Regions from separate parts of the Homo sapiens genome. Here region 1 is linked to region 2. The links are chromatin loops, found by intact Hi-C in ENCODE. Cell type or tissue: PC-3. All regions are shown on one strand. Each heading gives the region's core, and the rest is flanking DNA. Links, peaks and the distances in the headings are about the cores only.

The links. A loop is a pair of places that touch in the nucleus more often than their neighbours do. Peaks named below come from ENCODE experiments on the same cell type or tissue, not always from the same donor. Only the 100,000 strongest peaks of a DNase experiment are listed, where the experiment ranks them.
Region 1: a loop joins it to region 2, with 2.2 times the contacts of the local background. A loop is called at or near these places in 15 of 110 quality-filtered maps.

What each region holds. Positions count from the first base shown.
Region 1 is chr7:131,230,689-131,238,996 of GRCh38, forward strand. It overlaps a transcript of MKLN1 not described here. Among named protein-coding and RNA genes, the nearest start is that of MKLN1-AS, 93 kb to the right of the region's middle. RefSeq lists enhancers at 699-748, 1,159-1,208. In PC-3, for the core only: no CTCF peak of the experiment used is centred there; a DNase peak (open chromatin) is centred at 5,213; H3K27ac peaks cover 1,917 bases.
Region 2 is chr7:131,185,008-131,193,315 of GRCh38, forward strand. It overlaps a transcript of MKLN1 not described here. Among named protein-coding and RNA genes, the nearest start is that of LINC-PINT, 79 kb to the left of the region's middle. RefSeq lists enhancers at 3,096-3,596, 3,207-4,406, 3,401-3,610, 3,597-4,097, 3,711-3,780 and 2 more. In PC-3, for the core only: no CTCF peak of the experiment used is centred there; a DNase peak (open chromatin) is centred at 3,784; H3K4me3 peaks cover 597 bases; H3K27ac peaks cover 1,771 bases.

The DNA.
Region 1 (8,308 bases), core at 3,761-6,260, 47 kb after region 2:
TCCCTGCAGGGTCAATTTCAATTGCCCTGTGCCTTCCTTCCCTACAGTATATAAGCCCTGACTGAGTCTGGGAGAGTAATGGCATGGGGAGCCTCCATCTCATCTTGCGACTGACCGGGACATCATGGCTTCTGTTTATATGTCTCTTTTGGCCGGGCACAGTGGCTCACACCTGTAATCCCAGCACTTTGGGAGGCCGAGGCAGATGGATCACTTGAGGTCAGGAGTTCGAGACCAACCTGGCCAACATGGTGAAACCCCGTCTCTACTAAAAATACAGAAGTTAGCTGGGCGTGGTGGTGACGCCTGTAGTCCCAGCTACTTGGGAGGCCGAGGCACGAGAATCGTTTGAACCTGGGAGGCCGAGGTTGCAGTGAGCGGAGATCGTACCACTGCACTCCAGCCTGGGTGACAGAGCAAGACTCTGTCTCAAAAAAAAAAAAAAAAAAAAAAAGGTTTTAAATCTGATGGGCCTGGCAGGGCAGGAGAGGAGAAGATAAACATTTAACTACAGGATTGTAGCGGTACAGAGGAGGGACAGTTAGCATGTCAGGAAAAGATTCAGAGAGTTGATACTTAGGAACTGAGTCTTAACCTATCAGTACATGGCTGTCAAAAGATAGTTGGGACAAAGCACTTCAGGTACAACCCCAATTCTCGTTTCTTCCCCCTGTGTATCACTACATGCAGCCTGAAGCACTTGGCTCCATCGTCTTGAACCTGTACAGCTGTCTTCCCCTTGGTCCAGGTGACGTAAGGGCTTCCTTGGAAGCAGCAGCATTTATTAGTGCTGGTTCCAATCAGAGAACTGACATTAGAACTCTACTGTTGCTCTTGTGGCCAGGGCCAGGAAACAGCTGGAGTGGTTTGAACTCTCTGCAGGAGGATGGATGCGTTGAGGCTGGGCATGTGTGCATGCTCGTGCGTGCAGATCTGCGTCTGTGTGTCTATGAGTCTGAGTGTGTGTAGGTGTGTGTCCATTTGGATGGGTGGCTAGATGTTTATATGTAGGTGTTGCCACCAAAAACAAAAGTAGATATTCAGAAAACAAAGTGACAGCTCAAAACCTCAGACAAGCTGAAAGACTGCTCAGAGAAGGGGGAGGTTGAAACAACTTCAACCAAAACAAAATGAAACAGAGAAGGAAGTTGCATCAGAAGAGGAAGAATGCCAATGTCATGCTGAAGAACCACAAATGTCGCAAAATAAAAATAAAACGTGTGATTCTTATTTTACCTAGCCAAATATTATTACAATATTTTCTCCTTTAGAGTGTTAAAAATTACTGAAATTATAATATTTAGTTCAGCGAACATGAAGGACACAGAAAAACACAAACAAAAAATTCATTCCTATAATTTTTTAATGTTATATACATCATATTTTATTTATTTGGATCAGTGATTGATTTTAACTTTGCTTCCTACCTCCATATAAAAATTTTTCTCCAGCATTTAAAAAATATTAAAAACACGTTCTGAAATTGACTTATTGAAGAACATGTAAAAGGTCTCATTATTAGCACAAATTGAGAAATTATAATAAAGATACTCTAATAGCGAAGTGATTAAAGATGTCAGAACAAAAAATTATAGATCCCAGTGATGTTATTAAGTTTTTTCATTTCAGTTCATGTAGAAATGTTAGCTCCTTTGCCACAAAGAAATAAAAGAGTAGTTTTCCTTTTGATTAGATTCTTGTAACTACACACATGAAAAATTTATAGGATTGGTTTAGGTGAGGGGGTTTTATATATATAAACTGTTAATATAACATTGGAATAAGCTTGGCAACCAGGTCTCAGAGAAGTCTTTTGAATCTATTACTTTATAATTATAGTGATATTGATTGGCTTTCCATCACCTTCCTAGAATTATAATGACATCCAATGATTAACTGATTTGCCAATCTCGCAAATAGTTAAAAGAATATTGAGTTTTTGGCAGTGAACTAGGGAAGTTTGTGTGCTTTTTGTTAAAATGAAAAACTGTACTCCTCAATTGAATACATTTTTAGTACATACACGAGTTTACCAGCAAAGATAACTAGAGAGTGAGCTTGGTGTGCACACAGTGAAAGGAGCTTGGGAGGTTGAGATTGAAGTGAGCTACGATGCCACTGCACTCCAGCCTGGGTGACAGAGGGAGACCCCATCTCCAAAAAATAAATAAATAAATAAAAATAATTAATAATTAGGAAGAGAAAAGCACTGATCATGAGGAAAGGCAACCACTGAGTATGATGCTCACTTTATGTGCTTAAAGCGGGGACTCAGCAAATAATTGTGGAAGGAGGGAATGAGTGAAATGAGTGCATAAATAATAAGTACAAAGAAAGTGGCGTAAGTGTTTAATTCAAAACGAAGTTTAGACCGGGCATGGTGGCTCTTGCCTGTAATCTCAGCACTTTGGGAGGCCGAGGAGGAAGGATTGTTTGAGCCCACGAGTTCGAGACCAGCCTGAGCAACATAGCGAGATTCTGTCTTGGCAAAAAACAAACAAACAAAAAAACAAAGCAAAACCCAAAAATGAAATTATTAGCCGGGCAAGATAGTATGTGCCTGTGGTCCTAGCTATTCGGGAGGCTGAGGTGGGAGATCCCTTGAGCTCAGGAGATTGAGATTGTAGTGATCTACGATGCCACTGCACTCCAGCCTGGGTGACAGAAGGAGACCCTGTCTCCAAAAAATAAATAAATAAATAAATAAATAAATAAATAAAAATAAAGTTTATATTTTGCGTCATGACAGGGTTATAACATATTTTCCCTATGATGCTGTCTTGGTGATACATAAGTTGTATACTTTTCAGAAGTTGTGAGGCCCTTAAAGAAAACATCTACCAAATTAGTCTGGGGAAGAAATGAAAATCTATGCAAAACAAAGTTTTTAGATATTTTAAAAATATTTTACAAGACTAAATTCATTGTTACTTTAGGAACATAAAAATATATGAGGTATAAAATGGTTTACTCGTAGAATTATTAAATATTTAAAATTATAATTTATTCAAATAATATGAATGTACTAATTGAGACTTTTAAAAATCTTTAAAACTAATTACCAGTGGGGCTATGACCTACTGGACTTTAAGACATCAAATATCCTTTAGCTTCTGCCAACTGAGAAGAAAAACAACAAAAAGAGGAGAAGCCACAAACATCATAGTAAAAACACATACCAGAGTTATGTTTTTTCTAGATCTTCCATAAGGCATTTATTTTCAGAAAGGGTATAGGAAGAAGCATTTTTTTAAATAAAAAAGAAAGCATTTTTCTTTCCTTTTCTTTTTATTTTATTTTATTTTTTTGAGATGAAGTCTTGCTCTTGTCCCCCAGGCTAGAGTGCAAAGGCATGATCTTGGCTCACTGCAACCTCCACTTCCCGGGTTCAAGCGATTCTCCTGCCTCAGCCTCCCGAGTAGCTGGGATTACAGGCACCTGCCACCACGCCCGGCTAATTTTTGTATTTTTAGTAGAGACGGGGTTTCACCATGTTGGCCAGGCTGGTCTTGAACTCCTGACCTCAGGTGATCCGCCTGCCTCGGCCTCCCAAAGTGCTGGGATTACAGGTGTGAGACACCACGCCCGGCCTTTATTTTCAAAAAATAGTCTAAGAGAGTGGATAGGGGAAGAAGAAGAAAATTAACTAAATTCATTAGTTGTAACTTTTTCTCAAGCATTCACATTTCTGTTTAACGTGTGAATGTCCCCAAATATGCCAGTTTCCCTGCTTCCTAGGCTTCCAGTCTCCAGGGGTTCTTCAGCTGCACTAATTTCCTGACTCAGAATTGCCAGGGGTCTCAAGTACACTCCAGAGGACTCGTGTAAACTGGCTAGGCCAGCTTGTGTTCTGGGAAGCCTGTCTTTTCTGGTGGTGTTCCCAAGAAATAGGAAAGAGAAAAAATGATGTGTGGACTTAGGGATGATGTGTGATACTGAGTTTTGCTTTACATTTTAACTCTCCAGCTCTTTCCTTCAATGAATGGCAAGCCATTCTCAATTCCAGCTCTTCTGTACTGAAGAATTTAGCATCACTTTCCCTGGAGATCCAAGGAACTTTGCTTTTTGCCCAAAATACCTCTCTCTCCCAAAGCAATTTCCCCTCCTCAGAGAAATGCTGTCGTGTCAGGCTGCACTGCCCTTGAACCAGACAACTTTCTCTGCTTGTCTTTATCTGTCTAAATAAAGCTAACCTACATTTGCTGTCTAATTCATTCGGATGCTTGCTGATGCTATTTAAAGCATCCCGCAAGGCCCAGTGGAAAACAAGATGCATTATCTCCAGTAGGGAACCTTTAGGTTTGCTCATCGTTTAAGGAACTCAAGAATCTAAAGAATCCATTCAGTCTTCCCTGGTTCGGACATGAAGAACACGGGGCTCTTCACATATATATTTTTTTTATTCCAGGCAGTCTTCTTTGACTTATAGGTGGCTGGGATCAGTTGATACAAAAAGACGTAGCTAGAAAGTCAATCTCAATCATTCTCTCTCTTTCACTCTATCTCTGTCTCTCCCTCTATCTCTCTATCTCTTTCTCTCTGTGTCTCTCTCTCTGTCTTTGTGTGTGTGGGTGAGTGAGCCTGAAGACAAGAAGACACACACACACTGTGTGTGTGTGTGTATGTGAGAGAGAGAGGGAGAGAGAGAGAGAGAGAGCATCTTCAGACTTCATGAAATTCAACTTTTCTGAAGATTAATTTCTCAGCAGAATGTATGTTTCATTCTGGGCTCTGATGATTGTTAGTCCACTGTGAATTGCCTCACAAGAAACAAATTTAAAAGTTCAAAAGCGGCTGTCACCTTCGTGAACAGACTTCTGGTGAGTTTTTGGCTTGTTTCCATCACACTCTCTTCAGCCTCCATATGACGATTTGTTACAGAATCCTGGTACTTCTACATTCCGGAAAGGAAAAGGAAATTCTCCAGGCGTAGGAGCAAAATCTCGGGGATGTAAATAGGACTTCACTGTGAACTTATATATGACTGGGGAAATCTGTTGTATCTTTTTTCAGTTCCGGTATTTCTGTTGGCCTGTCGGCTTGCTTAGTGGGAGGGAGAGAGAGCTGGTACAATGGGATTGTTTTAACCATTGGTGCCCCGCTGCTACCTTAGGCACATACTTATTATCAGCATCCATTTGTTCAGCTACAATTCTATGACGTCCATTGCAGTGAGTGAGTCAGAAGCCACAAGCTAACAGGTCTATTCCTTCCCACCGTCACCTTGGAAACCAATGCATCATCCACAGGAAATGCAGGCCCCGATGGGGAGTGTGCCCAGATCGAGTTATAAAGCTGGCAATCAGTTTTTCAAAGGAAGTCAAATAATAATTTGTAGAATCTTAGTCTAGGGTGAGAGGTGGATCCAGCCTCTTGGGTATGGATTGAGGGCTGTCAGGCAGAAATATCACGAGAAATTAATCAGTTAAAATGTAAGTAGTAAGTAAAATGTAAGCAGTAAGATGTCTGCTTGATAAGAATTTGACCAAAGGCAAGAAATATAGAGATATGATTTGATTTCTCTAGCAAATAGCATTTATTTGCCCAATAGCTGAGGGTCTTTTTTGGTATGGTTGTACAGTGTGTGAAATGAGATAAGGAAATTGACAACACACAAAACAAAGCTTTCTGCTGAATGAAATGTATGTCCCCTTTCTCGTGGTCACTATCCCCGCTAAAAAAGTGATGGAGGCCAGGCACGGTGGCTCACGCCTGTAATCTCAGCACTTTGGAAGGCCAAGGTAGGCAGATCACTCGAGGTCAGGTGTTTGAGACCAACCTGTCCAACATGGTGAAACCCCGACTCTACTAAAAATACAAAAATTAGCTGGGCATGGAGGTGCCCACCTGTAGTCCTAGCTAATAGGGAGGCTGAGTGGGGAGGATCACTTGAACTCAGGAAATGGAGGTTGCAGTAAGCTGAGATTGCACCACTGAACTCTAGCCTGGGTAACAGAGTGAGATTCCATCTCAAAAAAAAATTTTAAAAAAAGTAGTGATGGAGAGGGCCGGGTGTGATGGTGCAGTGGCTCATACTTGTAATTCCAGTGCTTTGGGAGGCATAGGTGGGAGGATCACTTGAGGCCAGGAGTTTAAGACCAGCTTGGGCAACATAGCAAGTCCCTGTCTCTACATAAAATATTTAAGAATTAGCTGGGCATGCTGGTGCACTCCTGTAGTCCCAGCTACTCAGGAGGCCTAGATGGGAGGATAACTTGAGCCCAGCAGTTCAAGGCTGCAGTGAGCTATGATTGCACACCATTGCACTCTAGCCCGGGTGACAGAGCGAGACTCTGTCTCTAAAAAAGAAAAGACAAAAAAAATGATGGAGAAAACCACAGTCTGGTTCCCCCCAAGCTCTCACTGATTTTTTGTTTGTTTGCTTATTTTTTGCCTATGCCTGATTTTCTCTTTTCTTGATGACTGAGTATGGTATAATCCATACACTGGCCTTAGTGTATATATGCAATTTATCACACAATGTCCAGATACCTGTGGATACAAGTGTAGTACAGCTGAGAAAAATTACCTGTACAGTTTCATGTTGTTTGATGAGTTTAACGTTTCCAGGCGGATTTACATTCCCATACTCCTATGAGTGAGAGATTTTACATCAAAGTACAACGTGAAGTCTCCCAGAACTTCCTGCTTTAGACTTAAAGCATGTTAGAAGGCAGAAAAAAGATCTGAAAAATCACCTGGTCCAACTACCTCATTTTTCACACAGGAAATGATTCCCAGAAAGGTGGAATGACTTGTCTAAGGTGACATAGTAGATATTAGGATGTACGTTAGAGCCAGAGGAAAGGAGATAGAAGAGATAGGAAGTTTGATCACAAGCTCTAAATTAGTCAACAGGTGATATGGCCACCTCAGAGACAATAAAAATATTAGGCTGTATAATCGAAGTATGCAGTCCTGACTAAGTGGGGCAATTGGTCCATCAAGGGCTGGTCAGTGTGTGCCACGTTTATGATATGATGTTCTGTTCTGAGTACCCATTGAGTAGGAAGCAATGATAGACCTGGGTGTGCCCAGAAGCAGGTAAAGATGGAGATAAGAGTTCTGGTAACTACAAGCTAAGAAAAATAATTGACACATGTTGACTATTCAGCCTGGAGACCAAGGGATTTGTCATGGAAGGGATGGGAGTATCATCAAAAATAACTAAAGGGTGGCTGGGTGTGGTAGCTCAGATCTATAATTTCAGCACTTTGGGAGGCCGAGGCAGGTGGATCACCTGAGGTCAGGAGTTCGACACCAGCCTGGTCAACATGGCAAAACCCTGTCTCTACTAAAAGTACAAAAATTATCTGGGCATGGTGGTGGGTGCCTATAATTCCAGCTACTTGGGAGGCTGAGGCACGAGAATCACTTGAACCCAGGAGGCGGAGGTTGCAGTGAGCTGAGATCATGCCACTGCACTCCAGCCTGGGCGACAGAGTGAGACCCTGTCTCAAAAAAAACAAGCAAAAAGCTAAAGGGCTATCTTGAAGAAGGCTCAGACTCATCTTGTGTGCCTGCAAAGGGCAGTCCTAAATTGGTACTAGATAAAGGATGATGGATATTAGCTTCATATAAGTAATGTTCTAATAATTCAAGCTGATTGAAGTATATTACAGTGACTGATATAGTAGTGAATTAATTCTTTGCCTCAGGAGGTGTTCATGTCTTCATTCACCCCGAAACATTTATTGAGCTGTTGCATTATACCAGTCTTGCTAGACACTAAAGACACAATGATGACTAACATGGCCACTTCCTGCAAAGAGTTCAGAAGTCCATTGGAGGTCATGAGATCACTTATTTGCAGAGACAGGATGACCAGTAATGTAGAATGCCAAGGAAGAGAAGCAGGCACTGGAAAGAAAGAAGTCTGGACTACAGGGACTCTGAGGTTGCTGTCTGTGTTAATGAAGGGAACACTAGCTGCTGTAATAATCAAACCTAAAAAATGTCTTATGGCTGAAGCCTGAAAGAAAGTTTATTTCACACTTATCTGACATTCACCATGGGTGTGGTAATAGTGGCTGATAGTGGTGGTTCTCTTCCAAGTGGTAATTCAAGGAACTAGGCCACTTCTATCTTGTGATTCTCCCACCTTCACGTCTTCAACATGTGGCACTGACAGGCAATGACATCCTGCTAACAGACAGGGAGAGAACATGGAGGATTGTGTGGGGAGGTTTTTATGGGCTGGACCTTAGAACAGAGAAGTGGTGCACATAAACTCTGTTCACATTCTATCCACTAGAATTTAGTTGCATGGCCACCATCTAGCTGCAAGGGAGGCTTAGAATTTAGTTGA
Region 2 (8,308 bases), core at 2,745-5,244:
CAGAAACCCTGCTGGAGTTGCCCCTGAGCATTGATGCATACCACCCGAGAGGAGGAGAGGGTGGTGGGAGAAATCAGATCAGAGTTCAGAATGCACCGTAATGCTCTGTAAATGTAAGACTGCACCTTGCAGGAACTGTCAATGCCACTACCAATATCACTCACTTACATCAAGCACTTGAGAGCAGCTGCGAACACAATTCTCTGACTCCTAACCTTAAGCACGTGACTGGTACCACTGGACAACCTATGTTCTCAAAGATGCATCTTTTAAACTACTTTCCCTAGGGGCCCGGCACGGTGGCTCACACCTGTAATCCCAGCACTTTAGGAGGCCAAGGTGGGCAGATCACCTGAGGTCAGAAGTTCGAGACCAGCCTGACCAACATGGTGAAACCTCGTCTCTACTAAAAATACAAAAAAAAAAAAAATTAGCCAGACACGGTGGCACATGCCTGTAATCCCAGCTACTCGGGAGGCTGAGGCTGGAGAATCGCTTGAACCTGGGAAGCAGTGAGCCGAGATCGCACCACTGCACTCCAGCCTGGGCGACAGAGCAAGATTCCATCTCAAAAAAAAATAAAAAATAAAAAAATTACTTTCCCAGGAGTAGAAATGGATTTATGCTGAGTCACTCAAGCTTTCATTTCATCCAGGGGTTGTGAACATAGATTCTGGAACCAGCTCTGTCACATACTAGCCGTATGACCTTGGGAAAATTACCTAAAAATTCTCCATGCCTTCAATTCCCGTGTGTGAAATGGTGATAATTATACCAGCTACCCCATAAAGTTGTTTTGAGGCTTAGAGATGTAAAGAGCTTAGAACATGGCCTAGCACGTATTTTGTACCATGTAAGTGGTATTTTCATTTGTTCTTCTAATATTAATTTAAAACATCTGTGGGCCGGGGGTGGTGGTGCAGGCCTGTAATCCCAGCACTTTGGGAGGCTGAGGTGGGCAGATCATGAGGTCAAGAGATTGAGACCATCCTGGCCAACATGGTGAAACCCCGTCTTCACTAAAAAAAACAAAAATTAGCTGGGCATAGTGGCACGCGCCTGTAATCCCAGCTATCAGGAGACTGAGACAGGAGAATTCCTTGCACCCGGAAGGTGGAGGTTGCAATGAGCCGAAATCATGTCATTGCACTCCAGCCTGGGTGACAGAATAAGACTCCGTCTCAAAAACAAACAAACAAACAGCCTCTGTTCTGACCAGGTATGGGTGGCTCACGCCAGTAATCCCAGCACTTTGGGAGGCCGAAGTGGGAAGATTGCTTGAGGCCAGGAGTTCAAGACCAGCCTGGGCAACATAGCAAGATACTGTCTCTATACAAAATAATTTTAAAAATGAGCTGGGCATGGTAGCACACGCCTGTAGCCCCAGCTGCTCAGGAGGCCAACGTGGGAGGATTGCTTGAGACCAGGAGATCACGGCTGCAGAGAACCATGATCGTGCCACTGCCCTCTGGGCTGGGAGATAGTTAGATCCTGTGTCAAAAAAAAAAATTAAAACAAAACCTCTGCTCTGGACGCTGCTAGGTGTTGAGAGGTAAAAACAAATAACATGCAGTAGGTTCCCTCAGTGGGCTTACGGTCTGTTTTATTACTTTACTGTCACTGTTTTATTTACTTTGCCTAGCACGCCAGTTGCAAAGTACTCAATAAATGTTTCTGAACGTATGATTGTCTTGTGGAAACAGGCAAGCATACCAATAACTTCAATGAAATGACAGGATGTAACTGTGCCTGGCCCATAGTAAGTGTCTGGTACCATATAAGCATTAGCTATCTTAATTATGAGTTTAGTAGAATAAATGCTGAGATTGAGTGTGCGGGCTGAAGGTTGAGGGTGAGGAGGTAGAAGTGCACTCAGGGAAGTCTTCCAAGAGGCAGTATCATTGAGCTTAGTTTTGATCAGCGTGTAGGCGTTAGCCAGTAAGAGAAGAGGGCTAAGTGTGTTCCAGGCAGAAGGAACATTGTGTGCAGAGTTAGAGAGGCGTGAAATAGCACAATACATTCAGGGAACTCCGAGTAGGCAAGAAGGACTGGAGCGCCATCCTTATTGTGACATCCAGCATGCATTTGTTAAATGAGTGTTTGAGATTAGAAGCTGTGGGATGAAACAAAACAAATGAGACATTGCTTGTGTTATTCTGGCCTTCAGCATTGAACTAAATAAGCAGTCATGGACGAAGTGGCCAGAGGATTTGTTCAGTGTCATACTTGCTCTGGTACAAATGCTATATACTTTCCTACCGCACAGTCAGCCTCTTCTTGTCCTCTGCTAGAGGAAGTAAATTCACTTCATTTGTCTTTTTTTTTTTTTCCAAAACAACTGAGATAAATTACAATAAAGTTGAGGAGACTGTAGTGTAGGTGAAGATGTTTTTGCATAGTAACGTATTGCTCTAGAGCAGAGGTCAGCAAACTATGGCCTGAGGGCCAAATCTGATCCACCGCCTGTTTCTGTAATTAAGTTTTACTGGAATACAGCCATGCTCATTTGTATACAGGTTGTCTATGGCTGCTTTAGTGCTATAACAGCAGAGTTAGGTAGTTATGACAGAGACTATACAGCCTGCAAAGCTTAAAATATTTACTGGCTGGCCCTTTACAGAAAGTGTTTGCCAATCCTAGGCCAGGTGCGGTGACTCATGCCTGTAACCTCAGCACTTTGGGACGCTGAGATGGAAGGATCACTTGAGTCCAGGATTTCGAGACCAGAGTCCAGGAGTTTGAGGCCACTCTGACTGACATGGCGAAACCCCGTCTCTACTAAAGGTACACACAAAAAAACTAGCCAGGCATGGTGGCGCATGCCTGTAGTCCCAGCTACTTGGGAGGCTGAGGCAGGAAAATTGCTTGAACCCAGGAGGTGGAGGTTGCAGTGAGCTGAGATTGTGCCACTGTACCCCAGCCTGGGTGACAGAGTGAGACTCTGTCTCAAAAAAAAGAAAAAGAAAGTGAGTGTTTGCCAGTCCTCACTCTAGATTCTTCTCTTCTAATCTGATAAATAACAACCACCTAAATATTTAAAACAAGGTATTGGGTTGGTTCAGAGTCAATGTGGTAAACAATAGGTTATCGAATTTTAAAAATTCACCATTAAGGAGAGAGAAGATTGCACATACGTTACCCATAAAGTGTGTGATAAACATGAATAAATAAATAAACATAGTTTCTACGATTGGCTTTTGAATTTGGCTCTGAGCTTCCTAGCCATGGGGGGCGTTGGGGGGAAGAAGATAATTGATCACCTGTATTAGTTACCTGTTACTTCATAACAAACCATCTTAAAATTGCATGGCATATAACAGCTACCATTTACTATTTCTCGAGTCTGTGAATTGGCTGAGAGGTTCTGCTGATCTGGGCTGGGCCCAGCTGACCACAGTGGGCTTGCTCACACATTTGTGATCAGCTGGTATGTTCGCTTGGAGCTGGCTGGTCTAAAATGGCTTCAGCTGGAGTGGCTCATCTTGACTCCACAGGATGTCTCATCCTCCAGCCGGCTAGCCTGGACTTGTTCGCATAGCCCTGGCAGGTTTCAGAGGAGAGCCGAAGCACACACTTGAGGCTTAGGCTTGGAACTGGAACACCATTATTTCAATTACATTCTAGTGGCCAAAGCCAGCCAAAAGGCAGGCCCAGACTCAAGGAATGTAGAAACAGACTCCAGCTCTTGATGGGAGGAGCTGCAAAGTCACATTGCAAGGGGCAGGGAAACAGGAGGGACAGAATTGAGGCCATGTTTGAAATCACAAACAATCAATCATCATCTAAAACAGCGTGTATTCCAACCACAAAATTTTAAAAGTCATCTCTGTGGTCTAAAGCGGAAAGAACGAGTCATCATACATCAGTCTATTCAGCCCCACCCACAGATATGAATCATCAGTGTCTTCAGCTAAGAGGACCACTATCTTCTAGCTAATGACAAATACAGAGGAGGGGTGGAAAGAAGTCTGTTGGAAATGTGTACATATCACATGAGACCCAGACCCATATTCAAATACCACTTGATGAATTTCACCAGGGAATCAGACTCAGTTTTAATGGGTTAAAGGGATACGGAAAATCATTGTCACAGATGTAAGCAATAACTCAACTAAACATCAGCTTTTGAGGCTCAACCCTAAACAGACCTACAATATTCTGGCTGATTCCCATTTGCCTCCACTTTTATCATTGGGTGGTGGTAAAATTGGTCACTGTATTCAAAGATCATATCACTACCTATGGATATGGATGTGATTGAAATGACAGACAGGGGAGAATTTTTTTTAACTTACTAGCCATGTAATGATTTTTTAAAATTTATTGCTAGAAAATCTTCACTATTACCAAACTTGCCTCAATAAATGATGTTACGTATAAATAGCAACAGCGATGTCAGAAGACCTCCTTAGCATTTCTTTTCCTGGTATGATATGGCTGTCTGTAAGAAGAGAGTAAACATAGATAGCTCTTGCTTCTTACGGTATTTCAGAATCCCCCTAGAAGTTTTTTATATTAAAAAACAAACAAAAAAAAAAACACAAAACTCCCAAACCACCCAGACAAACCCACCCAGCCTAGGTATGAGAATGTTCTTTCAGGCCTAGAGCCAGTCAGGGTCCTTAGCTTTGTTTGCAAGATGCCAGTGCCTTTATACTCAGACTTCGTGGAGCTGCCACCATACTTCTGTAGTAATAGCAGTAGTGAGTGGGGAGGTACATGACAGAATTTAGAGAACTATTAGACGCCCGTTGACTCAGACATCAGGACCACCTGTGAATGGAAATATCTTTCAACTTAGATATAATAAAAAGGAACGGAGCTGTTGATGTTATTGAGGAGGTGGAAACAAAACCTTCAGGATGCTTGAAGATAACTGGTTTATAGGAGGGCTGGGGGCAATAGGGCTGTCTTAGGAAGAACAAATGATGCTTCCAAAATTTGAGTGCAGAAAATCAGAAGTTAACCTTGGGTGGGTCACAAGGTTAAATGTAATGAAGGCTAAGTGTGACAAGGTTAAATGACATAACATATATAAAATACCTGGTGGGTTACTTAGAAGAGTACACCTCAAAAATGTTGGTTCCCTCCATCTCTCTGGATCCCCCACCCCCTTAAGGATTTCTTAAAAAACGAAAAACCTGCCAGCCAGCTGCCACTGGAAAGATGTCAAGTAGGATAAGCTGCTGATAGGTGGTAACAACAAAATCCACATCCAGGTGGATGGAGCAGGGGGATGTCACCTCTCCTGCCCCTCCCCTAATTACAAGTTGGAGGCAGCATAAAGACATTCCTTCCTTCCTGCAGAGGAAGTATGTGTTTTCTCTCAGACCTACCTTGGCATTCCTTGATGTCTTAGAGAAGCAGATGACCCCGGCTGAGCAAGACAGTCAGCAGAACAGCAGCCCTCGATGCTGCAATTGGAAATTTCCATTCTTTGCTTGCAGCTCTGAAAAAAAAAAAAAAATCTAAAGAGCCCAGTAGCTGGGAAATTTCCATGATGGAAAATTTTAACATATTCTTTAGCTCTAAACTATGCAGGTTTATAGAGACTATTTTTTTTTCTTTTGGTAATTTTCTTCTTTAACAATAATTTATGATCATTGTAACACTACAGCTGTGGGAATAAGGAGAACAAAATGAGTTGGAGGGGAATGGGTATGGTTCAGGCTAGTGGGAGGCTGTGCTATCTACTTGTGTGACCACCCAAATAATAGAAATGCAGATTGCTATAAGACCCACTGGTTGGGAATTCATCCAAAATAGAGATAGCTTGCCCTGGAGCGCTGCAGAGAAATCTGTGTAGAGACTGGTAGTGGAAAATGGATGGATAACAACTTCAGACCAGGACATGGGGAGTTCTGTTGCTGGAAAAAGCAACTCAGGCAGGTCTGTTAGACCACTGCTATTTAATCCTAAAACTGCATACAAATCACCTGGGAACCTTGTTGAGCTACAGATTCTGATTCAATAGCCCTGGAGTGAGGACCGAGACTCTCTGCTCCCAGGTGACGCTGATGCTGCCCTTCTGAGGACCACGCTGTGACTAGCTAGGCCATAGATAGCAGGTCTTCATCAGTATAAGGTCAGCTCGCCTTGGGTAGCAAAACACTGCCTAAGGGCAGCTGGAGGTGAGCCCCCGTGGGGTTGTTTGCTCAGATTACAAAGCTAAGGTCTAAAAGTAGAACTGGATGTTTTCTGGAGAGATGCTCCACGCAAGTCTGGATAAAGTGGATCTCTTGAGATGTGGGAATGCAAGCAGTTGCCAGAAGGCTGCTTACTCCAGCAGATTCAAGTTGGGGGCTTCTAGAAATCAATGCCTTTCCAGAGAAACTCTTGCATCAAGCCGGCGAAGATTCCTAAGTTGGTCCTGATTTCTGAGTGATTCTCCAGTGTTGTGGTGTGTGAGTGAAACACCAATGAACCAGCTCCAAATATTGAGGGAAGACTGTTGGTCAGGATGATGTGAAGGAGAGAAGGAGTACAGAGAATAAATTACTTCCACCCTAGCTAGAATAGCTGCCTCATTTTTATTGAGATAAAATAAAAAGGAAATTGAAGAATTTTCCATTTACTTAACAGTTATCTTGCCTTCGTGTTACCAATTTTACAAGGAGAGAGAAAGATAAAAATCTGTGGCATCTTCATTTCAGGGTGTTACCTCCAATTGGTCTGTAATGTATCTGCTGTATATATTTCCTTTTTTTTCCTTTTTTTTTTTTTTGAGACAGAGTCTCGCTGTATCTCCCAGGCTGGAGTGCAGTGGTGCAATCTCGGCTCACTGCAACCTCCGCCTCCCAGCTTCAAGCAATTCTCATGCCTCAGCCTCTCAAGTAGCTGGGACTACAGGCAGCTGCCACCATGCCTGACTATTTTTTTTTTTTTGTATTGTAGTAGAGATGGGTTTTCACCATGTTGCCCAGGGTGGTCTTGAACTCCTAAGCTCAGGCAATCTGCCTGCCTCGGCCTCTCAAAGTGCTAGGATTATAGGTATGAGCCACCGCGCCCAGCCTGCTGTGTGTGTATGTGTGTGTGTATATGTATACATGTATATATATATTATATATATACATATATATTATATATATATGTATATATATATTATATATATACGTATATATATAAAAATATATATACGTATATATACATATATACTTATGTATAATATATAAAAATATATAAAATATAATATATACAATATATAAATATATAAAATATATACAATATATAAATATATAAAATATAATATATACAATATATAAATATATAAAATATATAATATATACAATATATAAATATATAAAATATAATATATACAATATATAAATATATAAAATATAATATATACAATATATAAATATATAAAATATAATATATACAATATATAAATATATAAAATATATAATATATACAATATATAAATATATAAAATATATACAATATATAAATATATAAAATATATAAATATACAATATATAAATATATATAATATATACACATATAAATATAAATATTTACATATATATAAATATATATATTATATATATTTTTTGAGATGGAGTCTCACCCTGTCGCCCAGGCTGGAGTGCAATGGCACGATCTTAGCTCACTGCAACCTCCACCTCCAGGTTTCAAACAATTCTCCTGCCTCAGCCTCCTGAGTAGCTGGGACTACAGGCACCCACCACCACGCCCTGCTAATTTTTGTATTTTTAGTACAGATGGGGTTTCACCGGGTTGGCCAGGCTGGTCTCGAACTCCTGACCTCGTGATCCACCTGCCTCAGCCTCCCAAAGTGCTGAGATTACAGGCATGAGCCACTGTGCCCGGCCTGCTGTGTATATTTTTAAAGCAACATTTGTCCTATGTTTTTTGTCTTCCATTCACTTGAGTTTTGGATGGGTGGTTACTACTACCCAAAGTACACACAGGAGCATATGAAGAAAAGGAGAGGGATATTATGAAAATGTGATGTTGAAATCAGTGTAACAAGCATAGAATTAATTTGAGTATATAATAAAAAGTATTAAAATATATATTGGAAGTAAATGAGTATTCTAATATGCTAACTTCCATATAACAGTTACAAAATTTAAATGGCTTACAGAATTGTTTAGGGATTTGGACCTCCAGAAATTGGTTAATATTTTCCCTTGCAAAAATCTTCACTGTGGAGTCAAGGTATGATTCAGCAATGAAACAGTCTTTCTGATTACTTATGTAAGGCGATCAGTTTGCTTGTTTTTTTCCTTACTATATGTCTTGTTGAGCAATTATTTATCTAGGAACCATCTTACAACCTATAGTC